2 separate regions of the Mus musculus genome follow, and region 1 is linked to region 2. Evidence: chromatin loops called from intact Hi-C (ENCODE). Cell type or tissue: heart. All regions are shown on one strand. Links, peaks and the distances in the headings refer to the core of each region. The heading gives the core; the rest is flanking DNA.

What was found. A loop is a pair of places that touch in the nucleus more often than their neighbours do. Peaks named below come from ENCODE experiments on the same cell type or tissue, not always from the same donor. Only the 100,000 strongest peaks of a DNase experiment are listed, where the experiment ranks them.
Region 1: it touches region 2 in a loop (9-fold over the local background); 9 of 42 quality-filtered maps call a loop at or near these places.

The regions. Positions count from the first base shown.
Region 1 is chr14:70,774,290-70,785,614 of GRCm38, forward strand. Dok2 (docking protein 2) reads left to right here and starts at 92. Exons shown (of 5, transcript NM_010071.2): 1 at 92-220; 2 at 1,177-1,458; 3 at 1,695-1,782; 4 at 2,527-2,708; 5 at 3,170-4,205. The coding sequence starts at 149. The coding sequence ends at 3,784. In heart, for the core only: a CTCF peak has its summit at 6,650 (motif pointing right); DNase peaks (open chromatin) are centred at 2,642, 3,982, 6,702, 7,082 and 1 weaker place; H3K4me3 peaks cover 1,110 bases; H3K27ac peaks cover 2,554 bases; H3K27me3 peaks cover 549 bases.
Region 2 is chr14:72,510,289-72,521,613 of GRCm38, forward strand. No RefSeq gene overlaps it. Among named protein-coding and RNA genes, the nearest start is that of Gm30500, 24 kb to the left of the region's middle. In heart, for the core only: a CTCF peak has its summit at 6,293 (motif pointing left); no DNase peak of the experiment used is centred there.

The DNA of each region.
Region 1 (11,325 bases), core at 1,792-9,791, 1.7 Mb before region 2:
GGGCCTATCAGCCTGTCGTCATCAAGCAGACTAGAATAGTGTAGAAAAACTCTAGTCAGAGAGGAAATGAACTAGAGAGAAGGGGGAACAGGCCCAGAAGAGAGAAGAGAGAGGGCAGAGGCAATGGCAGTGGGGAGCTGAAGCTGCGATGGTCAGGATGGAGGAGCCAGCTGTGAAGCAGGGCTTCCTGCATCTTCAGCAGCAGCAGACCTTTGGCAAGGTAAGAGTAAGGCTGGGCTCTCGCTGGGCGGAGCAGCTTGGGGGAGGGCCCTGTTACTATCCCGGGTAGAAGGGTGTCTTAATATCCCTGACCCTTATGAGACCATGTGCTCCACCAGTTTAGACAAGAACACTACTTGGGGAAGATGTCTGCCTTCTCAACGTGCCTTGCCTTCTAAACCAGGCTCTGGATCGCTCTTTGCTGAGGGCTGTTTGTCCTTGCTTGTGGGGGAGGAAGCAGATTCTGACATTATCTCTCTCTCTTTTTGTTCCCTTGCTCAGTATTGAATTTGGGGGTACCTTGGGCGGGTACGGAAGGAAGAGTTGGGGGCCAGTCAGTTTGGGATGACAGCAGAGGTCCCTCTCACCTTTGACTGCTACTGAGCTGTGGCCCCAGGGTGTTCCAACCTCTTCCTTCCCTAGCCTCTTTGAAGGGGAAGCTCTTCTGCCTCCTGCTGTTACCCAGCTGTGCTTACCCCAACACCCACCTCACCCTGTCTAGGTCTCTGTTTCTTTGTTTGTCTCTCATGGTCCAACTCCTTAATCAGTGAGACAAAAAAGGAGAGGAGGTGGGAAATTTTGGAGCCAGAACCTTCCTATGAAATGAAGACTTGTCCCTGGTCTAGGCTACTCTCCCCTCACTGTTCATCTCTGGGCTCAGTGACTTTTGTTCCCACTACCTGGCTGATGGGCCTGTCATCTTCCTGGACTCTGCATCCATTGGACATTTACTGTGGCCTTTGGCTAGCCTGCGGATCTTGGTCAGCTCTGTCATTCCATGGTCTCTGTTGTCTTCTCGGGCCTCTCTGACTGGCTGTGATGTTTGCCATTCTCCCCATCCTGTGTGGCTGCCCCAGCCCCTCTACCTCTCCCACAGTTCCTCTTCTCCCCTTTCATGACCATCTCTCCATCTCCGATGGTTCCCACTTGGCCTCTACGTGGCATACCTGGGCTCAGAAGTGGCGCCGGTTCGCAGCCGTGTTATATGGAGAGTCTGGCTGTGCCCTAGCCAGACTAGAGCTCCAGGATGTCCCCGAGAAGACACGGCGAGGAGAGGCCACTCGGAAGGTTGTCCGCCTCAGTGACTGCTTACGGGTAGCAGAGGTAGGCAGTGAGGCCAGCAGCCCCCGGGACACCAGTGCCTTCATCCTGGAGACCAAGGAGCGCCTGTACCTACTGGCAGCCCCCTCGGCAGAGCGCAGTGACTGGATACAGGCCATCTGCCTGTTGGCTTTCCCGGTGAGGGGTACAAAGTGGCCCAGGGGAGGGCGGCCACCAGGGGAGGGCGATGTTACTTAGATACTTCCTGTGGACAGGTGGTAGAAGAACCAAAACTCTTTTTTAGGGGAGTTCTTCCTTAAGGGAGCCCAGTTTGAAGTGCACCCAGAACCAGCTGGCTGGGTGTGCACTGAAAGCGAATGTCAGAGAGCCTTGGGGTGGGTTCTGGTGCTAAGACCCGGGACCTGCCTCCTCAGGGACAGAGGAAAGGGTCACCAGGACTGGAGGAAAAGAGCGGCAGTCCCTGCATGGAGGAGAACGAGTTGTATAGCAGCTCCACCACAGGTGAGAGTTGGGGCTGAGGGGCCTATGGTGCGGGAGGGAGGAGGCATGGGCTGGCTTGTGGTCTTCCTGCCTTGTGGTTACCCTGGGCCCAGCTTATCAGCGTCTCTTCCTGGCTTCTTGGTGTGGCTCAAGGTCGTTGGAACCCGGCCTACCCCAGTGTCTGCCTTGGCTCAGCCTGCCCTGACTGAGGCTGAGGGTCTCGGTTTGACTCTCTCTTTGTGGGGCGTGAAGTGATTGTGGGAGGAGAGAATTGCTTCGTGTCTGTTTGGCAGTGCAGGGCGTCCTGTGAATAGGGAAATGCGGTGCTGATAAGGGAGGCCCAGTTCTGGCTTTCTTTGTGCTTTCTAGGCTCATCACGGAGGTGTGGGAGAGAAACTCTTCCGTTTACACTCCACCCACGGGAAGGGGCACTGGCTATGGGAGTCGCAGGGGCAGGCTTCACCTGGGGCTTAGCATCAGGGTCTTGGGGAGTGATGGATGGTGTGGAGAAAACCAAGCTGTGGCTCTGGCAGCAGTGGCAGGAAGGATGTGGGCACAGGGTTGGGGTGGTATGGCCGAGGGCCTGAAGAATGCCTTCCAGGGGAGGAGGTGGGGTCAGCAGCCTAGGCATTAAGATCTGTGGTGGGATCACAGATAACACGAACAGGGTTTTCTCAAGAATTTCTGGCATGCTTACTAAGGATGGGTTGGTGGAGAAGGAGCCCACTGTTTCCTGAAGCTGCCTCTCTTTCTTCTCCTCTCCAGGGCTCTGCAAGGAATATATGGTGACCATACGACCCACAGAAGCCAGTGAGCGCTGCCGGCTCCGAGGGTCCTATACTCTCCGGACCGGGGTGAGTGCCCTGGAGCTGTGGGGTGGCCCTGAGCCAGGCACACAGCTATATGACTGGCCCTACAGGTTTCTTCGACGCTTTGGGCGTGACAAGGTGAGTGAGTGAAGGGCTGAGACCAAAGATGAGTTACCTAAGGAGAACAACGAGGGAGGGGCAGAGAGCCAATAAAGAGAGAGTGGATCGAGGAGGAAGGTCATCTAGAGAGACAGCAGAGGTGGGAGGGGAAGGAGTGAAAGCCAAGAGGCCTAGGTGAGGAGAGATGATGTGGAGAAGGGATGGGGAGGAGCGTGTTCTTGCCAGATGTGGTGGCACACAGCTATAATGTCAGCACTGAGGGGGCTGAGGCAGGAGACAGAGTTGAAGGCCTGCCTGGGCTACATGGTGAGAGCCTTTTCCCAAGTAAACAACCAACCCCAACAAACAAAATGCAGAGGCAGAGGGGCAAGAGCTCCAAGAGCTCCAAGAGAAGTTTCTGGTGCCAGGGTCAGCACTTTTCCATGTGGGTGGAGTCCAGGGAAGAACAGTTCTTTCCCTCTTTTCCCCCCTCACTGTAGGCAACTTTTTCCTTTGAGGCTGGCAGACGCTGTCTCTCTGGAGAGGGCAACTTTGAGTTCGAAACACGACACGGCAATGAGATCTTCCAAGCCTTAGAAAAGGTCATTGCTGTCCAGAAGAATGCCACCCCTTCCGGGCCTCCATCCCTGCCAGCCACAGGGCCCATGATGCCCACTGTGCTGCCTCGACCTGAAAGCCCCTATTCCCGGCCCCACGACTCTCTGCCTTCTCCATCCCCTGGCACACTGGTGCCTGGCATGAGGCCAGGGGCCCCTGAGGGGGAGTATGCCGTACCCTTTGATACGGTGGCTCACTCCCTGAGGAAGAGCTTCAGGGGCCTCCTGACGGGCCCCCCTCCACACCTTCCCGACCCACTGTATGACAGCATTCAGGAGGATCCTGGGGCCCCTCTACCTGACCATATATATGATGAGCCTGAGGGTGTGGCTGCCCTGTCCCTCTATGACAGGACACAGAGGCCCTCAGGGGAGACATGGAGGGAGCAGGCCACTGCCGATGGGGGTCCCAGCTCCCTCCAGCAAGACTCCTCTGTGCCTGACTGGCCACAGGCAACTGAGTATGACAATGTCATACTTAAAAAAGGCCCAAAGTAGGGGATGGCCAGAAGATGGGATATGTGGTTCCCAGGGAGGTCTTCGGAAGCTGTGGAGGGGAAATGGTGGCTTCTGGTAGAGTCCTTTTGGTTACTGCCCCTTCCTGGGCCCCAGGCTCGGTGTGCCTTATTTGTGTACTGTGTGAGTCACTAGCCTGGAGCAGAAAGAGGGCCCTGGAGGGACCCACCCTCCTCCTACACTTTTCCACTTCCTCCCACTGCCTTGGGTCTAAAGGGAACTGGGGCCATTTCTCTTAAGAGACAAAGGGTTTCCACAGATGTCCTGGCTCCTCGGTGTGGGCAGGCCTCCTGCCTATAGATGTTTTGTTCCTGGGACAACCCTGGCTTCTGGTTAGCAGCGAGAGTAGCTGTTGTCCCTCTAGCTCCCAGAGTTTTCTATACATTAAACCAATTTCGAACTACTCTTCTGTGGCCTGTAATGCTGTGAGGGGAGAGAATGCTGGGGCTGACCTGCCGAGTGCTTCTTCCACTGGCTGGGATGTCTTCCCTGGGCCTCTGCTGGGTCCTCAGCATTTGTCTACAGGGTCAGAGGCCCCAGGAGGTCTGGGACCCTCCCACCCCCCCTAGGAAAATCTTTATTTTAATCTGTCTTTTGTTTCTATAACTGAATGCCACAGACTAGGTAGTTTATGAAGAAAAAAGATTTTATTTTCAGCTTGTGGATCTTCAGGCTGGGGAGTCCACAAACACAAAATGTTTATGGTATCCAGTGAGAGCCTTCTTCTTGCATGATAATACCACAGTGGACATGATGTGACAAGAAGACAGCAAGCATAGAGAGAAAGCAAGGCTGTTCCCTGGATCATGCACTGCTTCCTGAATCACTTCATTCATCTACAGAAACAGTGCCCTCATCGTCCAATCCCAAAGCCCTGCTTCCAAATCCATGAGCATATAACTTGGGAGATTTTGTTTTTAACATATGAAACATGAGGTCCATTCAAAGCATGAAAAACCTTCAAACATCTGCTTTTTTACTTTTTGCAAGGACAGAAAAATGGCAGTGGATGCGTGAAGGGTTTGATGGCAAATCTGGATTTCGAGAAAGACTTAGCAGTTAATAGATTTTACATTTATCTACTTCTGCGTGTATGGGCAGGCAGGGCTTGTCACAGCTCCCACATGGAGGATGCAGGACAACTTGCAGGAATCAGTTCTCTCCATCCTCCATGGGTTCCAGGATGGAGCTCAGCCCATCAGTCTTGGCGATCTTTCCCTGCTGAACCATCTCATGGGTCCCAAGAAATGAGTGACTTATTGTATCTTTTATGCACTAGAAATAAGACTTACCGGTTGTGTGGTCCTGGCCAGCCTTTCCTAGGACATGATTCCCACCCCACCCCTCCTTACATATATGTGTAAAGCTGAGAGAGACAAGGCACAGATGGCTGTCCTTGAGAAGGGAATGTTAAGTGCCACATAGGCAGCCCAAGGCCAGGTGCTTCAGAAGCAGTTAATGTCCAAGAAAGACTTCATAGCAAAGGGTGGTGTTTGAGGTGGGCCTTTCAGGGTGGGAAGGGCTTTGATGGTACTTAAGGGGTCTGGGGGGAGAGAGGGAGAGGGAGAGGGAGAGGGAGAGGGAGAGGGAGAGGGAGAGAGAGAGAAAGAGAGAGAGAGAGAGAGAGAGAGAGGATATCTTGGAAGGAACAATACTAAAGCTACAGAAGGAGTCAGGAAGGAATTGGACCCAGAGCGAGCTGCTCCATCACTGTTTAGTTGGAATGTTGACTTAGTGATAGCAGGAAACATCCATCCAGTAGAAACCACATTTTGAACACTGAACTTTGATCAGCTGATCTCTATGGATGGGCTCCTTTTCCTCAGCGCCGGCATCGGGGCATTGGCAATGGCCTCCAATCTCTTGGTAGGTCAGGTGTGCCCCATGCCTCTTTGGCTTAGGACGACATGAACATTGGGAGGTCTTAGCAACACAGAAACCTGCTGTAGGTGGAGGGGTAGTGTCGGCAGCAGCAGATTCGGAGTATGTTGTGGGAAGCTCATTGTTAGTGGGAGAAGGAAGGGAGGTTTGAGGCTCTTGGGTAAGGAATGCCACAGGAATAAATCTTTAGGGACAGCAGCTCTGGGAAGCTGGACTTGGGGGTGAGAGGTATAGCGTAGAGATGCCACTGAAAGGGTTCCTGGGATTCAAAAGCTGCTACAGAGTTAGCTCCTGTGCAGCTTGGGTGACGAAGAAGAGAGGTTTCCAAGGCGACACTTAAGTTTCAGGTAGTGAGCTTGGATCCTCACATGCTGAGGTTAATTACGATGGCTACAGTAGCCAGGGGGTGAGTCTTTAATCCCAGTACTCCGGAGACAGGCATATCTCTCAGTTCAAGACCAGCCTGTTCTACAGAGCAGAGTTCCAGGGCAGTCAAGGCTGCATACATAAACCCTGTCTCGAAAAACTAAAAAACCAAAGAAGCAAAAAAGCAAGCAAGCAACCAACCAACCAAACAGAAAGACGGCGGCTGCATTCTGTCCAGTCACAGTGAGGTTCTAGTGCAAGACAAGGTTCTAGCATCCAGGAGAGTAATGAGCAACAGACACACAGATCCATGCCTTCAAGACCCCGGGTGTGTGGCCTCCTAGGTTTTGTCTTATGGTAGCTTTTGACAGTTATTAACGGAGTACGTAAGCTGGAGCAGGTAAGAGGTTCTCTGCCACTTTTGTCTGTGCCAAGGTTTGCATTCAATCTGCGGGTCCAATTCTCCAAGGAGCCCAGGCTCCTCAGGACATGGGGGAAGAGCATTGGGGCAGGAGTCAGGTAGACGCTTTGTGTCTCAAAGCAAAGAAGGCCACATTATTGATTCCTCACTTGGCACTTGACGCACTCATCCCGAATGTGCCCAGCAGGGGGCAGTGCCAGCCTGTGGAAACTGCAACTAGGGACTAAGCTTGCGAGGCGCGGTGGGTGCCTGGTCCTGAGGGACGAATTTCTCTACCTGAAGGATCTGGTGGTGAGGGGCAGCTTCGGGAGTCTTCCGAACCTTGGGATTCCCCTCCGGAAATGTGAACACGCTTTCAAAATATGGGATCCTGAGCCGATCCCTATCTCTTTGCGCCCTTCACCTTCAAGAGACAGAACTTTCTGGTTGCTCTACTCTGAGATCACGTGATCTCACCAGGGGACGTGGTGGACAGCTTGATTGGGGAAAAGTGGGGTGAGGGGTTGGTAGCTGCGGAAGTAGAGCATTTGGGGAAGCTGGGAGTGGCAATGAAAGTCCTTAGAAGGCTGTTGGGGAAATGCTGACTAGGTTTTTAGTGTCCTCGGAGGAAATGAGCCAGTGGGTGTGCCCCATTCTGCAGGGAGCTCTGAATGCCTCTTAGCTAGCTTTAGCTGTGTCTGTGTCACCGCGATGTGTGTGCATCATTCATCCAGTAATACTACAGAGCAACTGCCACTTGTATGTCCCTCTCTCTCAGAAGCTGGGATTCCGGAAGGTTCCCCAGCCCCTAGCCCCAACTCAAAGGAGCAAGCAGTGGGGAGCAGCAGAGGCGGTCACTGATGGGTCAGGGAGAGAAGCGCTTGAGAGCACCACAGACAGACACACTGAGGCAAGGCCTCCTTCAAGAGCCGCTGAGCCACCCAGGCGGCCAGGGGAAAGTGCACAGGCAAGGAAGGAAACAGACCTGCCATTGTGGGCCCGAGCAAAGGATTTACAAAGACCTTGCCACCCAGAATGGGTCTCTGGCTCTAGGCAAGCTGCTTAGTACCTGTTGATACTATGAGAAACTTAGGTGTATCTAGGACTATTATAGACTGGCTTAATCTTTTAATTGAGGTCATAGGTTGTCTAATGAATGGACATGTTCTGAGAAATTTGTCACTACACATTGTCACCACTGAATATTCTTTTATTAATTATTTCTTTTCTTTTTCTCTTCTTCTTCTTCTTCTTCTTCTTCTTCTTCTTCTTCTTCTTCTTCTTCTTCTTCTTCTTCTTCTTCTTCCTCCTTCCTCCCTCCTCCCTCCTCCTCCCTCCTCCCTCCTCCTCCTTCCTCTTCCTCTTCTTTTGGTTTTACAAGACAGGGTTTCTCTGTGTAGCCCTGGCTGTCCTGGAACTCACTCTGTAGACCAGACTGGCCTCAAACTCAGAAATCCACCTGCCTCTGCCTCCCGAGTGCTGAGATTAAAGGTGTGCCACCACGCCCGGCTTATTAATTATTTCTTCACTTTACATCCTGACCACAGTTTCCCTTCCTTCCCCTCCTCCCAGTCCTTCCTGCCAATCTCCATTTACTTGTCTTCTGTCTTTTCAGAAGGGGGGGGGGGGCTCCCATCAACCAACCCTGGCATATCAAGTTGCAGTAAGACTGGGCACATCCTCCTCTATTGAGGCTAGACAAGGTAGCCCCGTAGGAGGGAAGGGTCCCAAAGGCAGGCCACAGAGTCAGAAACAGCCCTTGCTCCGGCTGTTAGGGGTCCCACTTGAAGACCAAGCTGCACTAGTGTAACATATGTGCAGAGGGCCTAGGTCAGTCCCATGCAGGCTCCCTGGAGAGTGGTTCAGTCTCTGTGGGCCCTTAGGGGCCCAGGCTAGTTGATTCTGTAGGTTATCTTGCACCACTGAATTTTTATACCTATGTGATATATAACTGCGTACCTAAGGTACATGGTATGTTTGTATATATGTCTGTGTGTAAATATAATTTATACTATTTGCTATATAAATATAACACATATATGCATGTAATATATAATTTATATATGTTCTATATAATCACAATATATCTGTAATATGTATATATTATAGATGTGTGGCATAGCCTGTTTCACCTAGGATACAAACATGTAGAGCTATGTTATATGTGAAATACTGGATGTATTGGTAACATAATGGTATTTGTGTATATATAAACATCCAAGATAGAAGAGGGTCCATAAACATGCCAGGCAGGAGGTATTTTTTTTTCATCTGCTTTAATCTTACAGACTTTATATACAGCTTGTCATTGACTGAGATGTCATTGTGTGCCACAGCCATGCATTGGCATCAGGGCAGATAGGAGTTCAGGGTTCAGGTCCCCAGCTTGGAGGCATGTACCCAAATTCACTACTGCTGAATGCTGTGTCATTCCCATTCTTTTCTGACTCTCCCATTTCTCTTTATTCCTACTTTCTTCAGAGTGTATAAACTGTGTGCACGTGCATGTGCGCGTGTGCGTGCGTGCGTGCGTGTGTGTGTGTGTGTGTGTGTGTGTGTGTGTGTGAGCTAATCTGAGTAAACCTGCCCCACGCTTAGAGAAGGGGATGCCAGCCCCCCCCCCCCCCCCCCCCAGGAGGTTCCACCTGGACTTTCAGCATCTGGAAAGGTTTCAGCATCTGATTGTTTGAGCCTCTCTGGCTCACTCAGCCCTCCCTGGGGACTCTCCTCAGGCTGCTGCTGCCACCACTTTTCGGCCTTGATGTTAACCAGCCTCCTGCCTCTTGCCTTCTGGGCGTTGATTCAATTAGCCAAGGTGCCCACCTCTTGCAAGGGCCATTTATAAAATCAACTGGGGCAGCTGCAGAACCTCAGGCAGGGCAGGGCTGGAGAGATAGCGAGCTGAGAGGAGGAGGTAGAGGAATCCTGGGAGGGGGGTCTGATCCAATTAGGTGCTAGGCTGGCTTCCCCCTGGCAGGAGGCTGTACATCATTGCTTGGCTTTGGTCCTCTACTGCCCGGCACAGAGCAGAGTCCATCAATCTCCAGGCTGTGGATAGGGATGGTAGAGTGAAGGCAGTGGTATGCAGTGTTCACAACACTTCCATCTTTGTAGCAAGCATGCTTGGGACAGCTTAATGTTGTGGGCTGGGCACACAGGCTGCAGCTTGACTCCCTGGGTTCAAGTTCTACCTCTGCTCAAAGGCAGCTGTGTTTTTGGCACCTGCATCAGTTTTTGCTGGGGGAAAAGGAGATGGTAACACTTCTCCTCTTTGAAGTTTGTGGCAAAGATAAAAGGGATGAATGAAAGCATAGCTCCCAGGACAGTGCTTGGCACATGCTGAGCTCCGGTGTCTACCACAGTCTCATTTGGCTCTCAAACCAGCAGTCAAATTATGCTTATCTTAGTAATAGGGTCACTGGGTCATAGGCAAGCAGCTTCCCCACAGTCTTTGCAGAGAAGACTTGGGCTTGGTAGAGGTGGAAGGATTTGCCTGGACACATGGTTCTAAAGAATGAAGAAAGGAGGAAGAGAGGTCAAGGAGAGGTCAGAAATGCTTTGCCTGCAGCCTTTCCTTTCCACACTAGGAGGGGGAGTGCTGAGGACTCCTCAGCCTCAGCTTGGAGAGGGGTTCTTGGAGAAGGAATGTTTGAGATAGAGAGAAGGGTGTTGGAGACCTGCAAAACGAATGACTTGAAGTCAAACTGTGGGTCCAAGCTGGCAGCCTAAGTTCTGCTCGAGACAGCTTTCTAAATGCTCTATGTTCTTCTTCTCTAAGCAGTTCTCTTTTGTTATTCTAAAAATTATCTGGATAGCTCAACTCTTAGAGATCAAAAGCCCAGTTTATTTTTTTTTTTAACTTATCAATTCAGTCATTCCCCCAGGTTTCCTTTTGGTTATCCCATGAATCAGCATCCCTTGACCTCAGCCTTCTTAGGAAGAGTCAGCAAGCACAGACCTGTCCTGGAATTACCATGTGGACCATGACTGGGCCTAAATTCCCTCTGTCCCAGGCTGACCTTGAACTCAGGAATCTACCTGATTTTGTGTCTTTCTGGCAAGATGGTTTGTGGTGTAGCTGCCCCTACTCCTTCAGATCTGTGACACTCCTTACACAATTCACATTTTGCATGGTTGAGAAATGATCTATTTTTGAACTCATGTTTTCAATGTTCTTTCCCACAGCCGTAGGAGCTGTCTTGAACGCCACAGTATTCTACCATTTGCTGAGACCTAGAACACATTCTTGCCTCCCAGGCTCACGCTGTCTCTGATTATCATAGAGGCATTAACCTTGGCAGAGAGGACATTCCTCATAGGGGAACCATGAAAACATGTACATTATACAAGAAAGCCTTACACCCACAACAACCACCAATACTCAAGGAGTCCCACGCTCTGCTGGCTCTGTTCCAGGGGCAGGAAACCGCCATACTGCCCCTTATATGGCTATTTTGGACTCAGCAGGGGAGGGCAGATTCCTGTGGCTGAATCTGATGCTCACATGATCTATTATGCCTAGGAATGGTGCCACCAGCCGGGCAAGCTGCTGCATAGGCTAGAAGCAAAATTGGAGGCTAGGCAGCCTCAGGGAAGCACCCCTTTCATGATCACAGCATCCACTGGCACCAAGCAGTGAGCACTTTGGGGCAAGGGAGCTAGCAGCTGGCTAGGACAAAGCATCAGGTGGCTCAGCTAGTGCCACTTGCCAACTGGTATGGTCTGTGCAGATCCTGGGACTACTGCCCTGAAGCCAGAAAGAGGAACTGGGAGTAATGAAGAAGGAAGTTGAGGAGGAGTGGGTATAAAGCTGAGGGACTGCTTGGGAGCCAAGTTTGGTAAGCAGGCCCACAATCCCAGCACATGGGAGGCTGAG
Region 2 (11,325 bases), core at 1,938-9,937:
CTCTGCCCTGGTATCTTAAATACACACACGAGACATAATGCCGGTATCCATTATGAGCAAAACAGAATGCAGAAACCTGGCTTGTTAAGATGGGGACTGGGTTTAGAATGCCATTTTCCAGCAGAGGATAGAACTTGATGAAGCTGATGCTTCTGTCCCCAAAGAGCAAGGCCACCAACACCCAAGGAAGGTACAGTTTGGTAGCCTTCCCCAAAACACACAAATGCTGTCATTGCTTGTCATCCTTACCTGAAGTAGAGCTGAACTCCAGAGTCCTCGGGATAGACTAAAACCCCAGGGTTTCAAAGGCCCTCACTTACATAGGACTGCTTCCATAGAATTCCACAGGATCAAATATTGCCCCAGAACACAAAAGAGAAGAGCCTTTATCAAAATGTTTTAAGGACTTTGAGTACTTCATACACAGAGATGAGTTTATGAGTCTAAGAGAATGGTAAGGACCTCCTGACCAGGGAGGGATGTGGACAAAGTAGGTTCCTAGGAAGCTTCCTGAGCTTCCTCCTAAGCACTATCTACAGCATAGTTCAGAGTGAGATGGGTAAGATATGTGCTTCTTTTAATTTGAGAATATCAGAATTCTTAGTAAGAAATATGAGAGAAGTATGACAATAAGTTAATAATAATAATAATATAACCCTAGATGTGACAGCTCCTTTCTCTTAAATGCCTCTCTTTGGCATAGTTGACTGTTTGAGTACATTTTAATAATGTTGGTAATTCAGTGAGTCTGTTTTGTTGTAAATTGTCTGGGGAGGGAGGAAGGGGTATATTTTAATTGCATTGTCATGTAGGTTAACAAGTCGGCCCAGTCTTCCAGGATGTTTACAAAGCACTTTCAGTATTTGCTGCTGCTATAATTGGCTGTAGAGTAAACACAGTGAATAATAGTTTCTTCTCTGATCACAGTGCGTGTGCTGAAGATAGCTTTTAAGTCATGGTGGTACCCAGCAAGCATCAAGTTCCCTCTGCTTTGTGTTGGTCCTTCAGCAAGCTATGCAAAAGGTTTGGTGGGCCAGGGAGGGAAAGGAAACAGAAGAGTTTGTTAAAGTATATTATTTTAAATTTCTCCCTGGAGAGAGAGAGAAGTCAAATTCTTGATTGCTACAGAAATGTTGTGTACTTAAAACTTACTTGTTCTTGCTACATTTATCTCTAAAAGTTACAAATAATTACATGAAAACCAGGCACGTATTAGCCAAATATTCTTTATATTCACTACTGAATTGAGGAGGTCAGTTACAGTTCTGACTTTGACTGTCAAAACCAGTGGGGTCTTTAGGGATGAAACATGAGTCTAATGTAGGGTGTGGATTCTTAAATTCCCATGTTCTCAGAGAAAGAGTTAAGAAAATAAATCATCCCAGGCATTGCTGCTCGTGGGGGAATGCAATCATATTTGCCTCTCTACTTACTGTACACACAAGTTCTTCTATGTTTATACACACACACACACACACACACACACTAGTATAACATGCACCAGCATCTATCTCTAAACTGTGCATTTCCTCATACTATTAGTTTTTATCTTAACACAGAATAATTTCAACATAAAATTAACTCTCTAAGAACATGGGAGCAATTATTTTGTGGGACAACCATATCTCTTGAGCCAAGATTATTGGTCACATTTATAGCATGCTTAAGAATCTTTTTAAAAAAGTCTTACACCTTGTAGTCTCATCAGCTCCCAGAGGTTGGTACTACTTGTTTTATGTGTAAGTAATGTGAGTCGCAAAACAGTGGAGTGATTTATACTTAGTCAAACATCATGGAAATCTGTAGAGGAAGGACTGAACCACTTCTGAAGCCCCCATCATCACCAGAGGAATTGGTTAGGTCCCCTTTAAAAATACTCTATGAAATTAAATAGCCAAAAGGTCATATCACTCAACACATTTTACGTTGTTCTTTAGATATACAGAAGAGGTATCTACTGAATATTCTTTGTCTTAGGGTAAAGTCATTGTCTTAGGGTTTTACTGCTGTGAAGAGACACCATGACCAAGGCAACTCTTACAAAAGACAACATTTAATTGGAGCTGGTTTACAGTTCATTATCATCATGATGGTAACCATGTTGACATTTAGGCAGACATGATACTGGAGAAGGGGCTGGGAGTTCTACACCCTCATCTGCAGGCAGCAGGAGACTGTGAGCCACACTGGGCCTACCTTGAGCATAGGAGACCTCAAATCCTACACTTCCTCCATCAAGGCCACACCCACTCCAACAAGGCCACACCTCCTAATAGTGCCACTCCCTATGTTCCAAGCATTCTTTGGGAGCCATTCCTATTCCAACCACCACAATCATGTTTCAGTGTTCTCAAACTGTTGTCCAAAGGTTTTATGTCAGTGGTGACAGGGACAGTGAGTGCCTGGGAAATGTGAGCCCTTCAGAATGATGATGGTGAGGTGCTACATAGAGGCCAAGGACCAGAGTGTATTTGACAGTGTCTTTGCTTTATCTTCACACCCCCAGCCCCACCTAGAAACTATGGAGATTGTTTTCTCAGCCCTTGAAAACATGACTAAACTTCCTAGTATCTTCTCATCTTATTCAGCTGGTGTTTTCTACATGGTTCTGAACAAAGACCCAAACAAGTAGATGAGGACAACTGACAAGCTAGTTCAGACATCCTTTTTTATATACTAATTTCATTGCTTTCAGACAAATATTCAAATGTGTTACTAGACCATGCATCGTTTTAAAAAGTAACGTTCACACTATTTTTCATAATGCTTATACTAACTCTGAATACTTAACATCATCCAATCATTTCAAAATTCCACAAATTATTCACTAATGTAATTTCAGCAGAATGGCTTATTTTTTTGTTGACAGGCAACTACAATTCACAACAGCTGAAGGTTCCCATCATACTACCCTTACTAAATTGAAGTATTATAAGCATATTACAGAGTTGTTTTCATTAAAGTTTGGAATAATAAAACTTTTAGACTGACCTGTTATTTCAAATCCACTAAGCAGATCACTTCAAACTGCAGCCTTGCTTTAAGTGGTAGACATTGTCATTCCTTCTAGGCTTCACCCCCACAGTTACCTGGCAATAGCCAGGTACTCCTCACTCAGTAGAAAAGGAGCTGCTTGCCTCCTCCTCTCTCTCTTACCCTTTTACCCTCTTACCCTCTTACCCTCTCCATTCTTCCTCTCTCTCTTCTTCTGTCTCTTCTCTCCCCATTCCCCTTCCCCATCTCTCTCCATGTGTTCATGGCTGGCCTCCACTCCTCTCTCTCTCTCTCTCTCTCTCTCTCTCTCTCTCTCTCTCTCTCTCTCTGCCTTTCTCTGTTTCTACTCCCTAATCAACCCCCCTCCCTATGCTCCCTAAACTCCATGCTATACATCGTGTGGCTAGTACCTGTGTAAGACTCTAATGAGTCTTAGCTTACTGAGGACCCCAGAGTGAACAACGTGGAACCAGGGATTGAGGCAAAAGCAAGAGGAATTTATTGTTCCAATGCATTGGGGTTATCTTGCAGCTGAAGGAGAGGCGATGACCCCAGGTGGCCTTTTCAGTGAGTTTTTATGCCATTTCCTGGGTCAGAATAGAGTGTCAGCAACTAGGCACAATGTGATTGGCAGAACAGTGTGACTTTTAAACTGACTGGTCCTTAGGAAATGAGGTGGCAAGGATGCCCTTTGTCTGCAGGTGGCCAATGGTCAGTGTGCCCTGCAGTTTTCCTGAGGAATATAATCCAGGATGGGAAGGCTGCCTATCATTGACCTTCTCTCCCTTTCAGGAAGGAAGGGGTCTTTATGCTCTGGGGTCTTGGTGGAATTTTCCAAATGCCCTGAGCTTGACCACTTCACCTGTGGGGGGAGGGGGAAGGGATGCCTCAACATGGGCCCACAGAGGCACTCCTACCACACTGCACCATACCTCGCTCTACCAAACATATCTCTGTCTTCCTTTTCTTTTTTACAAAATACAACAGTAGAAGTGTTAATATACTGAGGCAGGAAGAATTCACTGGCCCCTTTTGAGGTGCTTGTTTGTTTGTTTCTTTGTTTTGTGTATGTGTGTGTGTGTGTGTGTGTGTGTGTGTGTGTGTGTATGAATGTATGTGTAATGTGTAATGTGTGTGCATGCTTATGCTCAAATGACTGGTATACGGTTGTGCATGCCACTGCACACGTGAGAAGGTCAGAGTACAGGTTTGTGGAGTTGATCCTGTTCTCTCCTTCCATCCTTAGTGGGTTCTGGGCATTGAGCTCAGGTCTCTAAGCCTACACAGCAAGGCCTTTAATTGCTGAGCCATTTCACTGGCATTAATCTTGCAGACAAAAAAACCTTGGGCACTGTCAAGATTAATTTTTTGGAAACAGAGAATGGATTAATAACAGAAAAGCTGTGATGGTTTCTCAGAGTTTTTGTGAAAGCTCTGAAACTTTCCTATGTCCTTGTTGAGACGTTCACTAAAAACACACAGATAATTTTGTGAGTTTTCATAATGATCCGAATGTGTGAATGTATGTGGGAGCTGACTGCATGGACTGGTTAATGCTGGGCAAGGGGCTGTCTCCCTGCAGGGTGAACTCTGTTCCTATGTCTCAAACTCTCTTTACAGTGAACAGCAAAGCAGAAGTCTGAAAGTACGCTCTGTCCCAAGGCTACAAAGCAGGTCAGAACAAAGATCAGAACAGTCTCCTCCCGCCCTTACCCCAGTTCCCCTGCTATTCCCAGTCGGCCCGAACACAACAAAACAAAAAATATAGCATTACCAGGAAAAACGCAACCCCTCCTTCAAAACGGTAGTTACGAAGCATTCAATGTGTCTGTGGTTGCGTTTTAAGACAATTTGGTCACTTTATTATCAATTTGCATATGCTTATCTGTGTATTGCCCAAAGCAGTAAACACAGAATGATGTGTGGGGGGGGGGGGAATGGGGGGGAGGAGGCGGAGAATATCTGGGACCTGCCAGTGACCCCTCTGCTGCTAACTGGTGGGTAATGGGAGACCAGGACTTGGACATGCATCTCCTAGGGGCTGTCTTCAAGTGGTGTCTTCACATTCCTCTTCGTACCCACACATTCTTCTGAGCACCTCCCTGTTTTCATTGGGGACCCCATCCTAAAGCTTTAAGTACTGCAAACTGCCATGGTGACATTTCAGGCAGTGGACTGTATGGCGGAGGCTGAGAAGGTGGCAGAGGCTGAGAAGGTTCCTGAACACACTCAGTTCCAGCCTAAAGAAGGAATGGCAGATGCCTTTCCTGTCCTCAAGACTAGAACTATTGTATCCTTGCTCTGAAGCCCTGATCACCAGCGAGGAAATTAAATAAAAGAACCCATTAGTTTGTGTGTCCCCATTCCTATTTAATTTGTATTTCATTCATGAGAAAAAAAATTCTTTAAATTTTTGTTGCTGTTTGTTTGTTTTTGTGGACTTTAAATACCCATGGGCAATATAATAGTTAACAAATATGTATAATATATTATTGACCAGAAAAATTCCATAATGCTGATTTCATTACTATAATCGTATTTGTATATTTTTATGCTCGCACATACTATTAGCAACCTTTCAAAGAAATACGAAGCATGCCCGGGACTTAAGTACTGGGGCTGAAGTCAGAACTGAAAAGTGAACTGCACAGAATCTGTGTTCTCCACTGCAGCAAGCTCTCTCTCCATAAGGTTACCCCGTGAACTTAAATGGAGCTCACTAGTATGGCTGTACTTTAGAAGGCAGGAGCAACCAAAGAAAGAGGGACCAACACAGGGAAGGGACATAGGAATAAAGTCTCCTTTTGAATGCCCGGTCTGTCTTTCTTAAAATCGCAGCTAAACCCTGGATTGGCTGCGACGCCAGTACAATGCTTCTAAATTCTTCTGTTTTCTGAATTCTCACTGAGTGTATTAAGGAAGTAGAAACTGTCCAAAACATGAAAACGCAATGAGCTTTATATAGAAGCTATTATTTGAAGTCAGTAGCTGGGTTTACCTTTACCTGGTTCTAGAAGCAAAGACTGTCCCACGCGTATGCTAATCTAGAGCCAATAGGTTTTCTATTTTGTCTTTGTTTGAAGAGATCCTTAAATCTCTTTTGAAAATCAACTTCCTCAGAGAATTCTTAGATAGTATCAAGCTTTTTAGGCCTACGGAGCAAGCATCCCCTTCCTAAAAAGGTGTTCCTTTTGAGTATTTTTTTGGCTATCTATCAGAGCCTCTCCGAACTGAAACACACATTCTGTGCCCTGACCCTGGTTCTCCTGTGTGCTTGCATGGTCTTCTACTGCCATCATCTGGCAAGGCCCCCGGCTGCATGCTACCTCAATTAGGAATTCTGGGTGAGTGAGAGGAGCTGGGGCTTAGTGAAGACAGGAGACTGTGGATCAGAACGTGACAAAGAAACAGTTCTATTATGAGGGGAATGGAAGATTCCGCAGTGTGTGAAACAACTCACCCACTTCTATAGAGTTTTGCCAATGAAGACAATTTCAGTGAAAAGGAAGATAACTCCACTCTGAAAAGGAAGCAATGTGGGATGCAGCGTTTGGGAGGTTGAGGCAGGAGGATCAGAAATTATAGGTCGTCCTTGCCATAAATATCAACACGAAGACCAAGCTGCGCTATGCAAAACCCTGCTGCAAAAATTAAAATATCCATTGTTTACAATTACTTTAAAATCATAGTGTGAGCTCAGGCAAACCTTCCTAACTCTTTAATTAGTTAATAGAAAGGTGGTAGTGACACAGCTTGTCACATGTGTCTGCCTTCACTTTCGTCACTGTGTCATCTATGTTATTCACTTTCAGGTGTCTAACTAGATAGAGTAGGAAAGCCGTACCTCTGAGCCACATCTTAACACCACTTACGGAGTGCTCGTGAATATGGGAGGGAAGCCCCTCCTATCCCTAGTGACCTACAGTTTCATAAAAATCATAGGTTTTCTTCTATCAAAAAAATTATAAAATGCACAGCTTTCTAATTGCTTTCTCTGATTTTACTAACTTACAATTCCATTAAATATAAAATTAGTTAGAATACTAACTTAACAGTATTTGCTGGTACTCTAATAACTATCTTGTTAGATTCTTCTGTGAATATAAAACAAAACAAAACCCTAAACTGAACTATAAAGTATTTGAGGAGTAGTAAAAGACTCTTGGGGTTAAAGACTCTTGGGGTTAAACACTGCCTGCTCTTCTAGGGGACCCAGGTTCAATTCCCAAAATGCTTACTGTGGCTTATAACCATGTGCAACTCCAGTGCCAAGGATTTAGCACTCTTCAAACCTCCAATGGCACTAGGCATGTATGTGGTGCATTAAAGTACATGCAGTCAAAATAACTATACACATAAAATAAATAGTTTTTTAATGGCCAAAGGTTCTATTTTCAATAGATGGCAATTGAAAGAGACCCACACCTGGTCAAGATTCGGAGAATAAAAGACTGGAATTCTCAGTCTGAAATGGGACATCTATTATCACACCCCTCACCCCAAGGCTCAGGGGTCATTGCAGAACAAGGGATGGAAGAGTCTAAGAGTCAGAGGCAGATGTCGACTACAAGTGTTCTTGTCCACTACAAGTGGACACAGCAGGGCAGCCGCACATATAAACTCAGTGATTCTGACAGCATGTGTAAGGCCTGTGCAAGCTCAAGCCAGATGGATTCTCTCCACTGAGAGAGGAGATGGGCACATGTCCCATCTCTAGCTGAAGAGCTATTGGCAACTGATAGCTGTGGACTGGTGGAGAATCAGCTTCTTTAAGAGTGTTGACACTGGCTGGGCGTGGTGGCGCATTCCTTTAATCCCAGCACTCGGGAGGCAGAGGCAGGCGGGTTTCTGAGTTCGAGGCCAGCCTGGTCTACAAAGTGAGTTCCAGGACAGCCAGGGCTATACAGAGAAACCCTGTCTCGACACCCCCACCCCCCAAAAAAAGAGTGTTGAAACTGGTAAGTTGATCATACTCTGTGGAAGGCCACACATCCTAGAATATATGGACAACACAAAACTAGACTTGGGTTTTGAGAGAGAGAGAGAGAGAGAGAGAGAGAGAGAGAGAGAGAGAGAGAGAGAGAGAGAAGAGGACATAAAGTTGGGTAGACAGAGAAAGGGTTGAGCTGGAAGGTTGGAAGGTGTTGAGGGAGGGGTGAGCATGGTCAAACACATTACATGAACATATCAACGAGCTAGTTAAAAAAGGGAAATGAAAAATCAACATATTGTAATAGAGGATAGTTGAAATATCAACACAGTTGGAGTTTTAAAATTGTAGTATAAAGCTGTAATAATCAGGAGGGTATGTGCCATGATTTAAATGCATCCTCACCAAAATTTAGAATTTGAGTATCCTTATCTTGTTAATATGGACCCCTCCCTGTGAAATATCCCAAAACTGAAGAAGAGGCTAGCATTACCTTAATGCCAAAGTTAAATGATCATCATTAATTACATTCAACTACAAATACTCAGTAGACCAGGAATGGAGGGAACAGCCTCAATAAATGCAACGCATAAAATGTTCATAGCTGACATTGAGTTCAGTGGTGAGACTATGTCATTTCCTCTGTGACAGAGGACAGAGGACGCTTGCTCTTGGCAGTTCTACTTAGCATAGTATTGGGTGTCCCAGATGAAGCAATTAGAGGAGAAGCCAGAGGGAGTGATAAAAGAAAGACATAAAATTACTTAGGTTCAAAGTCTAAGTCAAAGTCAAAGTGCAGGCAAAAACCTCGAAACATTCAACAGAAGAATGGTTGACTGAACGCTAGACACACAAATTCAGAGGAATGCAGAACTCACTGACAAAGTCTTGAACTAACTGATATTCACAACGTTTCATGTGGAACATTTGCCAACACGTACCACATTTTGAGTCATAGAAAAATTTGAAAACATTAATCTTACTGTGTCCTTTGAGTAGAAAGTCATCTAAGAAAGACAAAACAACAACAACAACAACAACAACAACAACAACACCAGTACAAACAGGAGTTCAGGAAAGTTTCCAAACCTGAAAATTAAAATGCTTTGGAATAACTTGTTAACTACACAGCAAACTGGAAAGGATTTTCACAAATACATCACAACAGTGGTTTTCTGGAAGATTATATGAGACGGCAACTTCTTTCCAGTTCCTCCCTTTGTGTTGGAAAATGATTTCCAATAAAACTTGCCGGGCTGCAGTGGCGATGTCACCCAATGAAGCAAGGTGGAGGTGCATTTAGGATCCTCAGAGGTAAGAGGTCATGCAACTTGTCCAGTGGCTTCCTTTCTCAGGCACTGGACACACACACATGGCTCACAGAAGTGCATGCAGGCAAAACATTCATACCCATAAAATAAAATCATGATTTTTTTTCCCCAAAACTTTTAGATGACCATTTAAAAAAGAGCAGTGGTATTGTGGTGTAGCCTGCCAACCCCAGGCCAAGGGGACCCACCAGTGCAGGCTGCAGGCACATTAAGACTGTTGGTGATTGGATGAAAGCCAGGGATCAAGATGTCTTGGGAACTGGAGGAGAACGAGTGGTCACAGGGTGGAAAGACAGTAAAATTCTTGCTTATCTGGACATGGAATGTTGAAAAAGTAACTCTGTGTGTCTGGGAAGAGAGTGTGTTACCCGAACTTCTGTCTTTGCCTGTGAAAAATTATGAGTGGAGAGAAATGAACTGAATAATGTTTAGTTTTAAACAAAAAGGATTTCCTGGCTTTGAAATAAAATGGCTCAGCCACAAGAACCCAATCCAATGATTTGATATAAAAAAAAAAACATAAAAAAAACCATAAAAATTTAAAAAATAATGTCCTTTCTGAGAACACGAGTTTATGTTGAAGATATGCCCCAGTGTACTGGCTAGTTATTTGAGGTTTCTCTTCTTTTCTTTTCTTTTCTTTTCTTTTCTTTTCTTTTCTTTTCTTTTCTCTTCTCTTCTCTTCTCTTCTCTTCTCTTCTCTTCTTTCTATTTTTTCTTTTCTTTTTTTTTCTTTCCATTTTTTATTAGGTATTTAGCTCATTTACATTTCCAATGCTATACCAAAAGTCCCCCATACCCACCCACCCCCACTCCCCTACCCACCCACTCCCCCTTTTTGGCCCTGGCGTTCCCCTGTACTGGGGCATATAAAGTTTGTGTGTCCAATGGGCCTCTCTTTCCAGTGATGGCCGACTAGGCCATCTTTTGATACATATGCAGCTAGAGTCAAGAGCTCCGGGGTACTGGTTAGTTCATAATGTTGATCCACCTATAGGGTTGCAGATCCCTTTAGCTCCTTGGGTACTTTCTCTAGCTCCTCCATTGGGAGCCCTGTGATCCATCCATTAGCTGACTGTGGGCATCCACTTCTGTGTTTGCTAGGCCCCGGCATAGTCTCACAAGAGACAGCTACATCTGGGTCCTTTCGATAAAATCTTGCTAGTGTATGCAATGGTGTCAGCGTTTGGATGCTGATTATGGGGTGGATCCCTGGATAAGGCAGTCTCTACATGGTCCATCCTTTCATCTCAGCTCCAAACTTTGTCTCTGTAACTCCTTCCAAGGGTGTTTTGTTCCCACTTCTAAGGAGGGGCATAGTGTCCACACTTCAGTCTTCATTTTTCTTGAGTTTCATGTGTTTAGGAAATTGTATCTTATATCTTGGGTATCCTAGGTTTTGGGCTAATATCCACTTATCAGTGAGTACATATTGTGTGAGTTCCTTTGTGAATGTGTTACCTCACTCAGGATGATGCCCTCCAGGTCCATCCATTTGCCTAGGAATTTCATAAATTCATTCTTTTTAATAGCTGAGTAGTATTCCATTGTGTAGATGTACCACATTTTCTGTATCCATTCCTCTGGTGAGGGGCATCTGGGTTCTTTCCAGCTTCTGGCTATTATAAATAAGGCTGCTATGAACATAGTGGAGCATGTGTCCTTCTTACCAGTTGGGGCATCTTCTGGATATATGCCCAGGAGAGGTATTGCTGGATCCTCCGGTAGTACTATGTCCAATTTTCTGAGGATCCGCCAGATGGATTTCTAGAGTGGTTGTACAAGCCTGCAATCCCACCAACAATGGAGGAGTGTTCCTCTTTCTCCACATCCTCGCCAGCATCTGCTGTCACCTGAATTTTTGATCTTAGACATTCTGACTGGTGTGAGGTGGAATCTCAGGGTTGTTTTGATTTGCATTTCCCTGATGATTAAGGATGTTGAACATTTTTTCAGGTGCTTCTCTGCCATTCGGTATTCCTCAGGTGAGAATTCTTTGTTCAGTTCTGAGCCCCATTTTTTAATGGGGTTATTTGATTTTCTGAAGTCCAAATTCTTGAGTTCTTTATA